Regions from separate parts of the Homo sapiens genome. Here region 2 is linked to region 1. The links are chromatin loops, found by intact Hi-C in ENCODE. Cell type or tissue: dorsolateral prefrontal cortex. All regions are shown on one strand.

Region 1 (8,000 bases):
TTTCACTTGGAGATCTCTCTTATTTTTTTTTATTTTTTTTATTTTTTGAGACTGAGTTTCGCTCCTGTCAAAACTCAGGCTGGAGTGCAATGATGCGATCTTGGCTCACCGCAACTTCCGCCTCCTGGGTTCAAATGATTTTCCTGCATCAGTCTCCCGAATAGCTGGGATTACAGGCACCCACCACCATGCCTGGATAATTTTGGTATTTTTAGTTGAGATGGGGTTTCACTATGTTGGCCATGCTGGTCTTAAACTCCTGACCTCAGGTGACCCGCCTGCCTCGGCCTCCCAAAGTGCTGGGATTACAGGCGTGAGCTACTGCTGCGCCAGACCAGATTTCTCCATTTTTAACCTCTCTCCATTTAAGAGCAGATGGAAGATGAAAGAGTTCTAAGAACTATTTTAACAACTACTGAAATTCATTATTTGCCAATAAAATAGTCCAAGAATAAATTCGTCTGCTCTTAGAAGAGAAAGATAGGTATGTAAAAATATAAGTGGAGAGAATTGATTTACAGATTAATTTCATTAGACTAAAATTAAGATTTCAAATTTTTAAAAAATGCTGTCCAGCACTCCCAAACTCAACACACATGGTAGCAGGTACAAGTCAAAATCAATTACAAATTTGAGTTTGCTGCACTGTAGTAAAGATAAGTTGAGCTGCTATATTTAAGGCTCTGGTGACATTTCCATTATGAATATAAGCATCACTTTTCAGGGATTTATTGCTCAGCCATAACAATTTTTAGGCACGATCAGTTATGAAATTGTAGGACTTGGCTTTCAGACCAGATATTTTTATTTACTTCTTTTGAATTAAGGAAGAGTTTAAAGGATGGAGAGAGTAGAAGCATGGTTACCAGAGGCTGCGAAGGATAGTGGGGGGCTGGGAGGAAGGTGGAGATGGTTAATGGATACAAAAAATTAGCTAGAATGAGTAAGACCTACTATATGATAGCACAATAGGGTGACTATAGTCAATAATAACTGAATTGTACATTTAAAAAAACTTAAAGAGTGTAATTGGATTGTTTGTAACTGAAAGGATAAATGGCTAAGGGGATGGATACCCCATTCTCCATGATATGCTTATTTCATATTGCTTTCTGGTATCAAAACATCTCATGTACTTCATAAATATAGACAACTACTATGTACCCACAAACGTTAAAAATAAAACAATTTTTAAAAAGAAAAAAGAAAGAATTTAAATGTTCTGGATGAATGAAAACAAATTAACAGTAAGAACTATGAACATTTCCTTTGTTAAATAAAATTTGGCCATTTCACAGAAGCATTGAAAACTGTAGTTAATTTCTTGGTAATATATTTTCATTTGCCCTTTATTCCTAACAGCATGATGATGTTTCTATGGCAGAGATGAACCTAGAATTGATGACACCCCAAACACTTTCATTCTCCATATGCTAATTATTACTCAAATTAGAGAGAGAAAATTTTCCTTGTGTTTTATGATAGGCTTAAAACATAAAATAAGTGAAGATTAGCTTTCTAGAATATGTAAAAATTTGACTCCAGTATTGTTTTTGAATAATATTTTAGGCAAGTCAAGCCCCTGGTTAAAATCCTCAGCAGTGACTGTTGTCTTCTAAAGTCCTAATTTTCAAGGTGTTCCAAAATCAGTTCCCAGCTTACTCTTCATACCTCAGCTTTCACTAATTCTCTTTATGAATCCTACAGCAAACCTAGACTCCCTGCCCTTTGTCAGGCACATCTAATTTACCTACCCTCTTCCTTTTTCTCTCAACCCATCTCTATCTAAATCCTTCCCATTCTCCCAGGCCTACTTTAATTATAAGCACCTCCAAAGATGTTTTCTTGATCCTTCTTACAGAAGCATTTTTTTCCTCCTGAACATAAAAAAATTGGGGTTTTTGCAACAGCTGTTTATGTGTATGTTATTCACAACCTATTTCCTAATGAGGTGCTCACCTAAGGTTTGTTGATCACATAAATGCATGAATGAGTATCTGCTATTGAAGACTTACCTACTTTTGGATTTATGCTTTCTACTAGGATCAAGTGATAGATAAATAACAGAGCATGACATATAAATATGTTAATATAGATACATATGTTAACACTGTATCTTTAGGGGATCTTAGCCCATCCATAAATAAATAACATTTGAAACAAAGGCATAACAGAGGCAAAATTGATTTGCTTTAGAAGGTCATCTTCCTCTCATTCATCAAGGCTACAAATGTAGCTTTGCCTTCTGTCTCAAAGCCATTTCCATGGTTGTGTATCTGAAATGTACATATCTGTCTCCTGCGCATCCTGCCCCACATCATGCCTGGACCATCTCTGGACCACAAAACATTTTCCCAAAAGGTCTCTTTGATTCCAGCTGTCATGGGCTGTCAGGATGAACTTCCTAATATGCTGATAAGAATATGTCAATCCCCTGCTTAGAAATCTCTAGGTGGGGGATTGACTACTCACAAAGTAAACTTCTGATCTACAAGTAAAATTCAAATCCCTTAAGGTGTCATTCAGTGCTCTCAATCATCTGCTTTCAATGTTCCCTTCTGGCTTCATCTCCTCTGGTCTCCACCACATGGCTTATGCTCATTCTCTTGGCTAACTTCACCTCCATGAAAATGCAATTATACTTCCTTCTTGTAGACTGGAACACTCTTCCTCACTTTCCGCCTATCCTTTAAAGCAGTGGTCTCCAATCATTTTGGCATCAGGGACTGGTTTCATGAAAGACAATTTTTCCATGGACCTGCTGGGTGGGGATGGTTTCAGGATGAAACTGTTCCATCTCAGATCATTAGGCATTAGACTGTCATAAGGAGTGCACAACCTACATTCCTCACATGCACAGTTCACAATAATGCTTCTATGATAATCTAATGTCACCACTGATCTGACTGGAGGCAGAGCTCAGGCAGTAATGCTCACTTGCCCGCCACTCACCTCCTGCTATGCAGCCTGGTTCCTAACGGGCCACAGACAGGTACTGTCCATGGCCCGGGGATTAGGGACCCCTGTTGTTTTAGGTTTGACTTTAGTGCTCCATTCTCTGCCAAGTCTTCTGTGATCCAAGTGGTCAGAATGTATTGCATTTCATTTGGATTTTTGTATATACCTCTATTTCACTGTACCTAGACCTATGGTGAGTAGCTTGTATTTTCAACCCTACCAAATCACTACTTCTAGAAAACAGGAACCATGACATCATTATGTTTATGTATATCTCTTTGAGCTAGTAGTGTCTTCTTATATTGCTTTCTACACAGTAGTTAATTGCCTTGTGATGAATTCAACCACACCTTTTGGGTATATAATATACCTTAATGAGAATTGTATTCCTAGGATAAATAAATAAATAATTTCAGAAAATGCTAATCAACAATTATCAGTTAATCATGTGCTTATAATTGATGAAGCATTGACTCATCAGATTTGAATCATCAGGTAGATTTTAGTGACTTATCTGTGTTATTGTTTTCTTAAATAAAATATTTTGAGTAACGAGGGGGAATAAGTTTGATTTTTTTAACTTCTAAATTCTTTTTTAGAATTTAGGACAGTTTGGAATTGAATGGTCTCTATATTGGTAAGTATAATAAGACCTTTAGTGCTGGTAGTTTTATTTAAGTTTGGAAACTCAGGTGGAATAAAATACTTATGGAATAAGTGATTACTTCATTCTCCATGGTAATAATCTACCTTTCAGAAAAGGTCAAAGAAGCTCTTTTATTCATTTTTTTATTAACCTTTTTATTTTAAAACAAGCTCCTTTTGTAAAGAACAAAAGTAGGCTTGAATTTTACTTTGCTGGTTGTCTGGACTGTAAAAATGAAAGTATAAACCAAGCCACCAAATGAAAAGAAACAGGGGGTCTCTTTCATTTGGAAGAGAAATTGTAAAACACTGCTCACACCAGGCATGTATTCATTTTTGTATTTCAAGCATTTAAAAAGTTGCTAGTGCAACTATAATGTTTTAAATACTCAATCTTTAAATGTTTAGCCTTTTTCTGAGGCTGAGAATCTGCATTGTGAGATGGGTAGCTCCTTCTCAAGATGCAAGACCCCCAAGTGCTTTTACATAGAAGCTCACTTATTTTTTACTATTCCCGAAGGAGGCATTCTAGCACATGTCTAATGTCAGATTTCTACAAAGGGCAATTGAACATTGTCTGTTAGCCTGTAGATGGAACAGAGCTCTCTGATGACATTGAAGGGAAGGGTGGGGATTATCATAGCTTGATAAGCCTGGAAATTCTGCCGGATGGCATTTGGCAGTATGGAAATGTGCTCAGCTTATCTTACAGACAGGAATACAAAATTCAAAGAGTGAAAATGACTTCTCTAGATAGAGGCTGATCTGGACCAAGACTTGTAATTTTCTCAATGCCCAGTGTTTTTTCATCACCAGCCCACTCTTCTCACTGTTCCAGATGTGGGGGTTTTCCTCCTTGGTAAACACTGTGATCTATCCCTTTAATTGATTTTGTTCCCTTCTGAGCTTGGCAGCAAGTTGGAGGTAAGCACAGCTGCATGACTGCTGAGCATGCTCCAGATGCTTTCAGATGGAGACAGAAGCTCTTTTATCCTGTAAGCTCCAGCTGAATCGGGGGCCAGAGGTCAGGACTACCTTTACACATTTTCTTTAACGTCACCAGCCAGCTTTGCTGACAGAATTGTATGGCTCCCCATGTCCTAATTCAAGAGAGATTTATTTAGCAAGGGATTCCCGGTAAAGCACAGCATGTCGAAAGTATCCCAAAGCTCTATAAATGAGTCAACTAGACATAATTGAAAAGAGGGTGTTACTTTTTGCATATTCTCTATAACAGTGCTGTCCAAAAGAACTTTCTGTAATGATGGAAATATTCTATATTGGTGCTGTCCAATATGGTAGCCACTAGCAATATATAGCTGCTATATCCTTGAGACGTGGCTACTGTGAATGGGGAGCTGAATTTTAATTTTAATTTTATTTAAATTAAAATGGTCACATTTGATTACTACTGCCATATTGAACAGAGCAGCTCTATATAAATGTGGTGGATGTGTTATGGCACAAAAGAAGTTTTTAAAATGGTGGTTAGTTATTAGCCATTTTTCTCATATTTAATAACTATATCTCCTCATTGATAAAAACCAGTATAATGGAGTAAATAATAACAATCCATGTGATAATATGAGTGAGAGAATTACTCACTGAAATTACAGTGCCACAGACAAATAGTGAAACTGCTTGCAACATTGCTACTACTGTAGAGAGCCAATCCATGTCTTAGAAAAGCCAAAACATGTGGAGGCAGAGGAATTTGATTTGAATTTGGCTCTCCCATTTTCGGAGTGATATTGAGCAATCAAAATATTTACTTGTGCTTATTTACTTCTTTTTAAAAATGACCTGTTGGCTTTCCATTTTCTCTTCCTCTCTGCATCACTTAGCTATTACCCCAGTAATACTGCCTAACGAACCACCCCAAAACTTAGCAGCTTAAGAGAACAATCATTTCCTCTTGTTCACGCACCTGAATTTGGTCAAACTGCAGGGACTTGGTGGATTTAGGCTGGGCTCGACAGATGTTGGCACCAAGCTGCAAGTGAGTCCAGCTCAGCTCCATGTGTTTTCTGTTTTCCTGGCACCTGTGGGCCAGCTTGGGCATGTCACTTTCATGTGATGGTGGAAGTGCAGAAGAACAAGCCAAATTGCACAAGTGTATTTCAAATATCTGTTCATTTCTTGTCTGCTAGCATCTCATTAGATAAATCGAGTCACATGGCCAAGCATCAAAGTAGCAGAATCTTATATTCCTCCATGAAGGTGCAAGAAGAAAGTGAATACTTGACAAACAGTTATGTCATTTGATCACAGTCTCCATAAACTCATCTTCCTCAAATGTTTGGCATCTACTGTTTGATAAGTTCAGTGTTCGTTTGTAAAATGAGAATAGTAGTAACAATGTCTGCTTCACACGATTATTTAGGATTGCTTAAGAACTTTGAAAAGGAGCTTTTTTCAAAAATAAAAATACATCAAGTGAACACAATATTTTGAATGATTTTAAGCAATATTCTCCCTCATCACAATTATCACTTCATGAATAGACCAAACTTTAAAAAATTTCCTTAACATAGTCTGGATAATAACATCTAACTTATACCTACCATTTTTTCCATATTCAATCCAATAACTTACATATTGGCATTAAAAAAGGTAAGTCGGTTAACTGCTGGAGTGAATATTGTGTTTGACTCTCCAGCATACATTCCATACCTTCTGTCTCAGTAAAAGGCAGCAATGTGGTTAGAGAAGTGACCTCTAATTAAAGGATGGGCCAGACTGGTATAAGAATAATTCCATCTCCCTTGCAAGTCCTTTGTTTGAGAGAGAATGTGTAATGTGGTTTTATCAAATAAAACCCAGCTAGAGGGTTATGGGAGGCTTGTAAGGCTGTTTCTCTATCTTGAGAGAGTTGTGGGAAGCCATTCTCTCTTTCTCTTACTAAATGTGAATGAAGAAGCAGATTGTCTTAGTTGCTGCTAGTAGGTAGCCTGCAGCTCCAGGTCAGAGAAAGGCTGAGTTAAGAGAATCACAGAGAAATAAGACTGTAGTCCTGATAGGACATTGTCACAAGCGTATACCTTTTGGGAACATTGAATTATGTGATTATTAATTATTCTACTCATTTAAGCTTATTTGATTAAGCATTTTATAGTCTTTCTCCTCTTCTAATTATTCATGTTATTTCATTCCTTCCTTCATCACTCATTTATTCATCCATTCATCTCATAGGAACTCATAAGGGTCCATAGTGTGCATAGCTCTTACCAAGCATTAGGAAAGATGAAAAATGAATTTTAGAAATAATTTTTTGCAATTCTGTGTAAAATTGGTAAGTGAATTTATGCTTTAACAAAATCCTCTCTTTCAAACAACTGGAAGCTACAGATGAAATTTAAAAAAAGATGACCAAGATGATGTAGGTAGGCACCAAAATGGGATAAACATATCTGTGAATCACAGATAAAACAGGATCAAAAAGTGTCATAAGGGCTGAACATGCAGCTCTGCCAGATTCCAACTCTGGAATCAGGTAATGGCAGCTTGGATCCTGTACCAAACATACAGATGACATACTTAGCCAAATGTACAGAGGACATACTTAGGCAAATGTACAGCTTGAATCTAGGAACTGAGGTAAGCCTACCACTTCCTGAAATGAGGTTGGAAAAAGTTACTGCTGAGTCCCTGTCTGAAGTCATAGCTTTATAGGACTCTGTGGGCGTAGGCAGACAACAGACAAAAACACTGCCTCACAACAAGGAGCTGAGCCAAACCATCTGATTATTTGATTTGTTATATCTCTCAAATTATGGTAGAGCAGGAGAAAGGATGCATTCTAATATGAGCTGGATGTTGACTGGGTGTCAGTCTTCACTGCTAAAGACTGGGAAGGGGGAATCCAGGAAGAAAAAGAGAAAGACAAATAGGAACAGAGAGAGAACAGAACAAATTCTGCAGGGGAAAAAGAAAAACCCAAAACAAGAAAAGAAATCTAATGCTAAACAAAATAATCAACAAAATCAACAACCAGAACAAGAGTTAATTTAATGGTGCAGTTAGGAAGAGACTTAGATGAAAATGTTTAGAATGTTCAAAGAGATCAAGGAAAATATTATATTCATTAAAAAGAAAAAGATCATGAACCAAAGTCAGGCAGAGTTGAAACAGGAACAGGAAGATATGCAAAAACATAGAGATGTTGCAAAAAATATAGCTATTGAAATAAAAAATATCACAATAAATGTGATAACATTTACAAATAAATAACTGGTGGTTTAAATGATCATAATAATAACTCAGGTCCCAGCATCAAAGCTTTAAGAAGCAAATGTATCATGTCTTGTCTTCTCTACTTCAGAGCACAGAAAAGGAAGAAAAATTATAACGCTGGCAAAACTTTTAAAAGAAAAGTAAAAGAAGGAAATATAGATTAG
Region 2 (8,000 bases), 170 kb after region 1:
TTAACATTAATACTGATCCTAACAGATAGACAGTGTTGTCCTGATTTAATAAATGAAGAAAGCAACTTAACAGAAGTTAAGTTGCTTGCCCATGGTGACATAACCATAGGATGACCTTATCATCTACCATTTAAACTGTACACATTTTAAAGTGAAAGACGGCAATATTAACAATTACACCAGGATAACAGATACAGCAAGGTCTTTCCAGGACAACATAGACCATAGAGTCATCCTACAGAACTACTGTATAAGCCAGAATTTAAATCAGATTGCATCTAAAGCCCATAATGCTCTTCCCATGTTTTAAGCTGCCTCTGGAAGTTTCTGTATTTAAATAAAAAAATAAAGAGATCTATTTTGAAGAAACTGAATTCATAGAACTTTATGATACCAAGATACACAAAATAATAATTCAGTCAACAATCCAAGATGATTTGTACCACAGGACGTCTACCACCAATGGTGGTTTTATGAGTGGTGTAAGGATGAAAAGGAGATAATGTGTGTGGGACACGGGCTTGTATCAGAGCTATGTGTTAATGCCTGCTCTTAAGAGAGGAATTCATTTTCCATATGCAGAAGTTAAATGAGTGTAATGGTTTTGTGAGATTCTGACTTCATCTAATGGTGCAGCCAGGACAAAGATAGGGAGAGATTCCCTGGTGGTGAGTTACAGCAGCCAGCAACACAACCCCAGAAATGGGTCTGAGACTAAAAGAGTCTAGCACTATCAAAAAGAAATAGAAAGTCTGGCAATTATTTGCCTTGAATAGGAGCCCTAATATATACTGTAGTTAATAGTGTGTTCTTAACTTTCCCTCTGTTATCTGTGAAAAATGCAGGCAAAAACTGTGTGTCCCAAATAGATCAAGATGATTGTTGGGAACAGAGCTTAATTCCACTAAATCAAAATGATGCCTCATCACTTCCATCTCCCCAATGTTGTAATGAATGAGTGCCATTAAACTTTGAGGTCTACTCCCAATTCTCCCACCTGCACTGTGACCTATAACTTTTTAATTTTGAGAGAAAGGCTCTTCCCTTGCCAGAAAGTGCTTTCTGTTTGTGAAAGAGTATGTAAAACAGCACCAGGTGAAGAATGACTTTTTCACCCAGTCTTGAAACCATCACAAAGAGACAAATTTTGCTGCTTTTGCTTCGTGTGTGAATTTTTTTTTTTCTACACAGCTCTATTCATTGCCTAAAACAATGGGGCCAGTGTTGGCCAGCAAAGAATAGTGCTATTCATGCGCCCTGTACCCTGCACAGTGCCTACACTTGTTAGTCTTGGCTGCCCTGTGAGGCTGGCTGCTGGCAAGAAAGTCGGGTCTATGTTGTTGGATGGTGTAGCAGATCAGAGAACGAACACTGGCAGCCAGATTCCCAGATAACCTCAGCTCCTCTAGAAAACTCTTGTTGACATAAGCCTGTGCTTTGAGGGGTGTCTTGGAATTCCAAGAACTTGGGCCAGGTGTGAGGCCAGGTGGTTGTGGTCCCATTCCAGCCATTCCCATCCTCCTGCTACAACCAAAGCAATTTCGTTAGGGGTCAAATGCCTGGTTTAGGAATCAGACACCTGACTTGAATTCTGGCTCCAGGGCTGACTGGCAATAGGACCATAAGCAAGTCTCTTAACTTCTCTGAATCTCTATTCCATCATCTATAGAGAGGGCATATCAATGCCACCTACCTCATGGGGTATCGTGAAATTCAATGACATAGTATTATGCTATGATTTACATGGAATAAATGTTAGCTATTATTGTCATTAATAAGAGACTGATGTAGTGATTACTGTCACTAATGAAAGATTGGTTTAGGGCATCCTCTCTCGGTAGAAAATTAACCACTGTGAAATCATGGGCAACATCATTGAAGTGATGAGTGACTGGAGGGAGGGGAGAAAGAGGACAAGCCTCAGAACCAGGCTGTGCTTGTAGTGCCAAAGTAAAATGTTTTACACAGGGAAGAAAGTGTACACTGGCAGAGGCCACTCTGTTTGTCTCAAGGATTGAACAGAAGACTAATTTGCTTTCATGTGGCTTATTCCAAAGGACAGTTCCATAAATGTATGCTAGAGATGGTCTCATCAGCCTCTTCTCTAGCTCTCCAACCTAGAGTGAGTGCAGCAGAAAACCTGGACCCTATCCTTAATGTGTGTGTGTGTGTGTGTGTGTGTGTGTGTGTGTGTGTGTGTTTTAAGTGAGAAAGTCTCATAGCTCCTGTTTGATTTCTGTGGGGAAGCAAACTGCCAAATTCAGGCAACCTGTGGAAAACTTGCAGAGGCTCTGGTAGATTCTGGGATCGTCAAGGGCAGGATGCCTGCCTACCGTTCTCTAGAATCACCCCAGTGCAGAGCCTGGCAGACTGCTGGAATTGAAATGTGTTATCAAGATTAGTGCTGCAAAGGAACTGCAATTCCAAATCAAATAAAGTCTAAGAGGGATGTAGGGCTGGAAAGAGACCATCTTTCAAGTTCTTTCCAACCCAAGATGTTGTGATTTTTGAAGCTTTCCTTGCAATAGATGTTGTTTAACTACCTTGTGTCTTCTGTGAAGTTGCCACCATGAAAGCTGGACATGTTTGGCACCCACTTCCCTTGGCACAGTTTATATACTTGTACACTTGTTATAGTATCAGCGCTCTAGATTCTGTTAATGCATGACAGGAAGCATAAAGAGTACTAATCACAAGGGCAATTTTCCAGGTTGTATGTACTATAGAGAAAAGATCATATATACTTGGTAATTATCTTTTCTCCATAGCACATATAACCTGGAAAATATATACTTGGTAATTTAAAATGTATACTTGGTAATTTTAGACATTTTAACCATTACTTCTATGAACAGCAGACTTCACTTGTTATAATCACATAATTAGAAGACATTATTGCAGTTCATAAATGAAATTAATTATAATTTTAATTAAATTTTCAAAGGACAATCTAATAAAAGTAGGATTGATTAGAAAATTATCAATGAATTTACAGATTCATTTAAGACATTTATCTCTGTCACTTTTAAATTTCATTGAAATCTGTTAAAAGTGATGGTAGGTATGCCCACAGTAAGATTTCAATAGTCACCATATTGTTTCAAGAGGTAAACAATACCTAAGATGTGTCTTGGTATCTTTCACTGAGTAGTGAATTTTATCAGTCAACTCCTTTGAACATTGTCTTGAAATAAATTGACAGAAAAATATGACCTGTCCAGCGTTCATTTTGAAATCAAAGTCTTGTCTATTTGGCCAGTTACATTTTTCTTGAAAATGGATTTGGATTTCAGATCAAATGTGTGGCTGAGATAAATTTATTGATGGCCTATTTGAGGGTCATTCATGAAACTGATATAGAGCAATTCTAAGTCCTAGCAGAAGCTGAAAAATGTGTGCAACATTTGTGTCTAAAATAAAAGCTTTGGGGCAGGAAGAAGACCTAGTACACATGCTGGATCTGTTGCTTACAAAATGTGGTTAATATTATTTACATTAGACCCACTTTAGTGGTAGCAGCAAAACCTGCGTAGTTTTCATAGTGTTTGATAATTTTCATTTCACAAATGGAAATGACATCATCAAGAAGGAGGGCCTGTAAATCATGCATTCATTCATTCACTCATTCATTTATTCCACGAATACAAAGCTAGACCCTCTATGCAGGATTTGGTTATAAAAGTTATGAAATAGAGTGATACAGTCAGCAGATCCATTCAACTCTACCCTCAAAGTAAATCCAGGATGCAACCCCTTCTTCTCACCACCTCTGCACTTGCTATTCCAGTCTACAGTGTTTTATCTGCCTAAACAATTGCATTAGCTTGCTAGTTTGCCACTCTGCTTCCACTCTTGTTACAACATAGCAACCGGAGATAGTCTTTTTTTTTTCCTTTTGAGACAGAGGTTTGCTCTGTCGTGCAGGCTGGAGTGCAGTGGCAGAGATAGTCTTTTGAAATGTAAGCAAGATCATTTAAACCTTTCAGTGGCATCAAACCTCACTCATAATAATATCCCAGAGTCTTTCCAGAGGCTGGAAAGTCCTTGTGTCATGCTGCCTGGCCCCGTCTCTGAGCCAACTGCCCACTCTGCTCTCATTCCCTCCTTCCCAAACCCAGTGCATACTTCACTGAAGGTGTCTGTGTCCTTCTCCAAAGATACAACCAAGGCTTGCTCACTTATCCCACTCAGGTTTCCAGTCAAGTCATCAGAACTGAGAGGCCTTCCTGGCCCACCTTTTCTCATTTAGGCCCTCTTCCTTACATAGTTCTCCTTCCTCTCACCACTTTTTTTTCCAGAGCATTTATCATCACTTATATGTATTATTCACACTGTATATTTGTTTATTTTCTGTCTTCCCTGTCTAGAATGTAAGCTTTGGGAGAGCAGTGGCTTTGTGTATTTTATGTATTGCTGTATCCTTAGGGCTCAATAAATATTTGTTAATAAATGAAGGAATCATCCTGCTCTGATCCTTTTAATTTTACCTGGAAAGAAAGAAAGGCAACAAATAATTCCAATAAAGCATGGTAAGAGTTATCATAGGAGAAGCAAAGAGTCATGGGAACAGTAAGAAGAACTAATTGGTTTTCTGGAGGAGGTACTGTTTCAGTTGAGACCTGAGGGGTGAAGTAAGCCCAGGAAGAGAGTTCCAGGAAGGAGCAACAACACCTTCCTCTTTCCCTCCCTTCCCCACCTCCTTCCCTCCCTTCCTCCCTCCTCCATCCCTCTTTTTCTCCCTTCCTTCCTTTTTTTTTGTTCCTCTTTCTTTCTCTCTATTTATTTTATTTAGTTGTAGTCATATCTTCTTGTTCTTGTCATTTTAATTCTTGAGGATGTGATGTGTGCTTCTGGGAATAATTTGGATTGGATAATTTGAACAAGTTCACCTAGGCAAGGTAGGAAAAGTATTTATAAACATGTTAAATATACAGCTGAGTCCTTAATGAAATAAGGAGAGTAAGAGAATCCTCAACCCAAATTAGAAGTACTAAACAAGTGTGACATTGCTGTTATCCTGGGGTGGGGAGGAGCTGAAAATGAGTGCCCAACCCAGGATTATGCAACACAGGAAGACATAATCCATGATGAATGACAGTTATCCGATACAAAAAATAAACAAAAGGATTAGAACCCAAAGAGTTTCAAGTAATAGATTATTAGAGGGATATTATAAAATAATATGTTAAAAATGATTAAAGAAAAAAATTAACAAGTCAGAAAAGCATAAGACATATGAGTAAGAAATAGGAAGCTTTGAAAATAACAATTAAATTTCTAAAATTGAAAAATATAAACATGGAAGGGAAAAGCACAATGGATAGTTTAACCAGATATTCAACATTCAAACAGTTGAATAAAGATTTTCCTAAAGGGTAGCAGAGAGCAATTAAATATTTAAAAGTGGTTAATACACATTGAGGGGAGAAAGAGTGTTTTAATGAGAGTGCCTGAAGGAAAGAATAGAAGAGGAGGAAATATGTGAAGAGATAAGACCTAGAGTTCTCCAGATTTTTTTGTTTGATGGGGTGGGGGTCAGGGGCAGGGTGGACAGTGTCTTACTCTGTTGCCCAGGCTGGAGTGCAGTGTTGCAATCTTGGCTCTCTGTAACCTGTGCCTTCCAGGCTCAAGCGATCCTCCTGCCTCATCCCCTGGAGTAGCTGCGATTACCAGCACCCACCACCATGCCTGGCTATTTTTTGTATTTTTAGTAGAAACAGGGTTTCACCATGTTGGCCAAGCTGGTCTCAAACTCCTGACCTCAAGTGATCCACCCGCCTCAGCCTCCGGAAGTGCTGGGATTATGTGAGCCCCTGCACCTGGCCAAATCCTCCAGATTTGATGAAACACATGAAACGTCAGGATTTGGAGGCCCAAGTGAGATAAGACAACACACAGATACATCTTATGGAAATACCAGAGACCAATATAAAATCTTAAGAGGAAGAAGAAAGAAAGAAAAGACAACCTGTAACAGAACAACCACACTAACTGTAACCTTCTCAGTAATGACAGAAAAAACCAGAAGACAACAGAATAATATCTTCAAAGGGGTAGGGGAAATAACTGTAAACCTATATTTTTATACCCAACCACACTATCATTCATAAATAAGAGTGAAATAAAGAGATTTAGCAGATAAAGGCTGAGTGCTTACCACTATCAGAGCCATGTTGGGAGCAGAAAATAAGGTATATCCATGTGCAATCATAATATGTCTTATGCTTTTCTGACATGTTAATTTTTTTCTTTTAAACATTATTTTATAGTATCCCTCTAATAATCAATAACTTGAAGCTCTTTGGATTCTAATCCTTTGTTTATTTTTTACATCTGATAACTGTCACTCATCATGGATGATGTCTTCCTATGTTTTATAATCTTGGGTTGAGCACCATTTTCAGCTAATCCCCACCCCAGCATAACAGCAATGTCAAGAAGCAGGAATTTAAACTCCAAATGAAAGAATAGGAAGCAAGACGTAGGGATTTAAACTTCAAAGGAAACAATGGGATGCAAACTCATGAGCAAAGAAACCAGTAAATTGTGGGTTTATATAAACAATCAATGATTATATAAAACAACAATAATAATAATTCAAATGAATAATTTGATAAGATATAAAACTAAGATGACACTAAAATGTTGGACCAAATAGCATGTAAGAGGGAGGGGATGGTCAGAGTTAAAGTGCTCTAAGGTACTTGCCATATTAGAGCAGAATAAAAAGATCAGTTAAACTTAGATCTTGTTAGGTCAGGAGACATGTTAAAAAATTAGAAATAATAACTAAAATAATGGAAATAGAATGTATCTCTTCAAAACCAGCAGAGGAAAACATGATAATAAAGAAAACTCAATCACTTCAAAATAAGTTAGAAAAGAAAAAAGGAATAATATAATATGATAAGAATGCAAAAAATAAAGTAGAAAAATATGAAATACATGTGCAATTATAGTAAATCTAAACTGAGCAGTGACAGAAAAATATACTTAATCTGAAAAATTAGGGGATAGCTAGATTAGATAGTCAGCTAACGCAGTAGATTAGAAGGCCCCTGACAAGCGTAAAATTTATAATTATATTTTTATGTGTCTATATGAACATTTATATTAATATCTAATATTTGTTTATATATTTTATGCAAATTAAGCAGGCACTAGATGTTACCATTTCTCAGTGTGGGAAATCAATGTGTCCTAAGGATATGGGTCTGCAGAAAGATTAGCCCAGCAGTAAGTTGGCTCAGCCACCGGAAGAGGGTGCTTCAATGTAGAAATCAATGTAAAAAGAGTTTGAGTTGTTGACTAGGAGTACAACTTATTAGAACTGCACATTTTAAGAAACAGAAGAATAGGGAGATGAATCGAGGTCAAAGCAGTAAAACAAATAAACAAACAGACAAATAAATTAAGAAGTGCCTATAAAAGAGAGAGGAGTTTCACCTTCAGAAGAGCTCTGGGTAGAAAAAAGCATCAACAGTACCCTATATCTCTTTTTCCAATCCAGAGACATTTTGGAAATAACTTTGAAATCTGTTTCCCCAGGTTTGTTTTTCCTCTCTGTCATACCTCAAGAGGAACACAAAGAGTGATGGCCTGTCACTCTGATGCCTCTCTCTACTCAAATGGCAGAAACCAACCAGGTGAGTTGTCATAACTTAGATGAGGCTGGGATAAAAATACACCTTGGAGAGCTAGCTTACTGATGACAGACTGAGAGTTGCTCTTTTTGATTTGAGTGAATTGGAGCTTAAATTCTGTGCCAGCCCATACGAGTGTCTCAAGATGCTTGGGTTAGAAAAGAGATTATATCAGGATTATAAGGTCTTTTGCCTGTCTTCCCTCAGAATTGTCTTTGATTGATAGATAAGTGACCCTCTCCAGCATACTGATTTAAAACTGTAAGTGAAAAAAACAAAACAAAACAAACAAAAAAACAGTTGAAACTTTCATTCAATATTCACTTTGGATTTACCTTTAAAAGCAGCTCAACCATT

The links. Peaks named below come from ENCODE experiments on the same cell type or tissue, not always from the same donor. Only the 100,000 strongest peaks of a DNase experiment are listed, where the experiment ranks them.
Region 2: a loop joins it to region 1, with 11 times the contacts of the local background. A loop is called at or near these places in 4 of 110 quality-filtered maps.

Annotation. Positions count from the first base shown.
Region 1 is chr18:55,871,169-55,879,168 of GRCh38, forward strand. No RefSeq gene overlaps it. Among named protein-coding and RNA genes, the nearest start is that of LINC01416, 45 kb to the right of the region's middle. In dorsolateral prefrontal cortex, no CTCF peak of the experiment used is centred here; a DNase peak (open chromatin) is centred at 4,573; H3K4me3 peaks cover 1,032 bases; H3K27ac peaks cover 2,324 bases.
Region 2 is chr18:56,042,532-56,050,531 of GRCh38, forward strand. The region is part of intron 6 of LINC03069 (long intergenic non-protein coding RNA 3069); the gene reads right to left. It overlaps LINC01905 (long intergenic non-protein coding RNA 1905), which reads left to right. Exons shown (of 3, transcript NR_146511.1): 2 at 7,549-7,646. Among named protein-coding and RNA genes, the nearest start is that of LINC01905, 4.3 kb to the left of the region's middle. In dorsolateral prefrontal cortex, no CTCF peak of the experiment used is centred here; a DNase peak (open chromatin) is centred at 1,300; H3K4me3 peaks cover 653 bases; H3K27ac peaks cover 2,839 bases.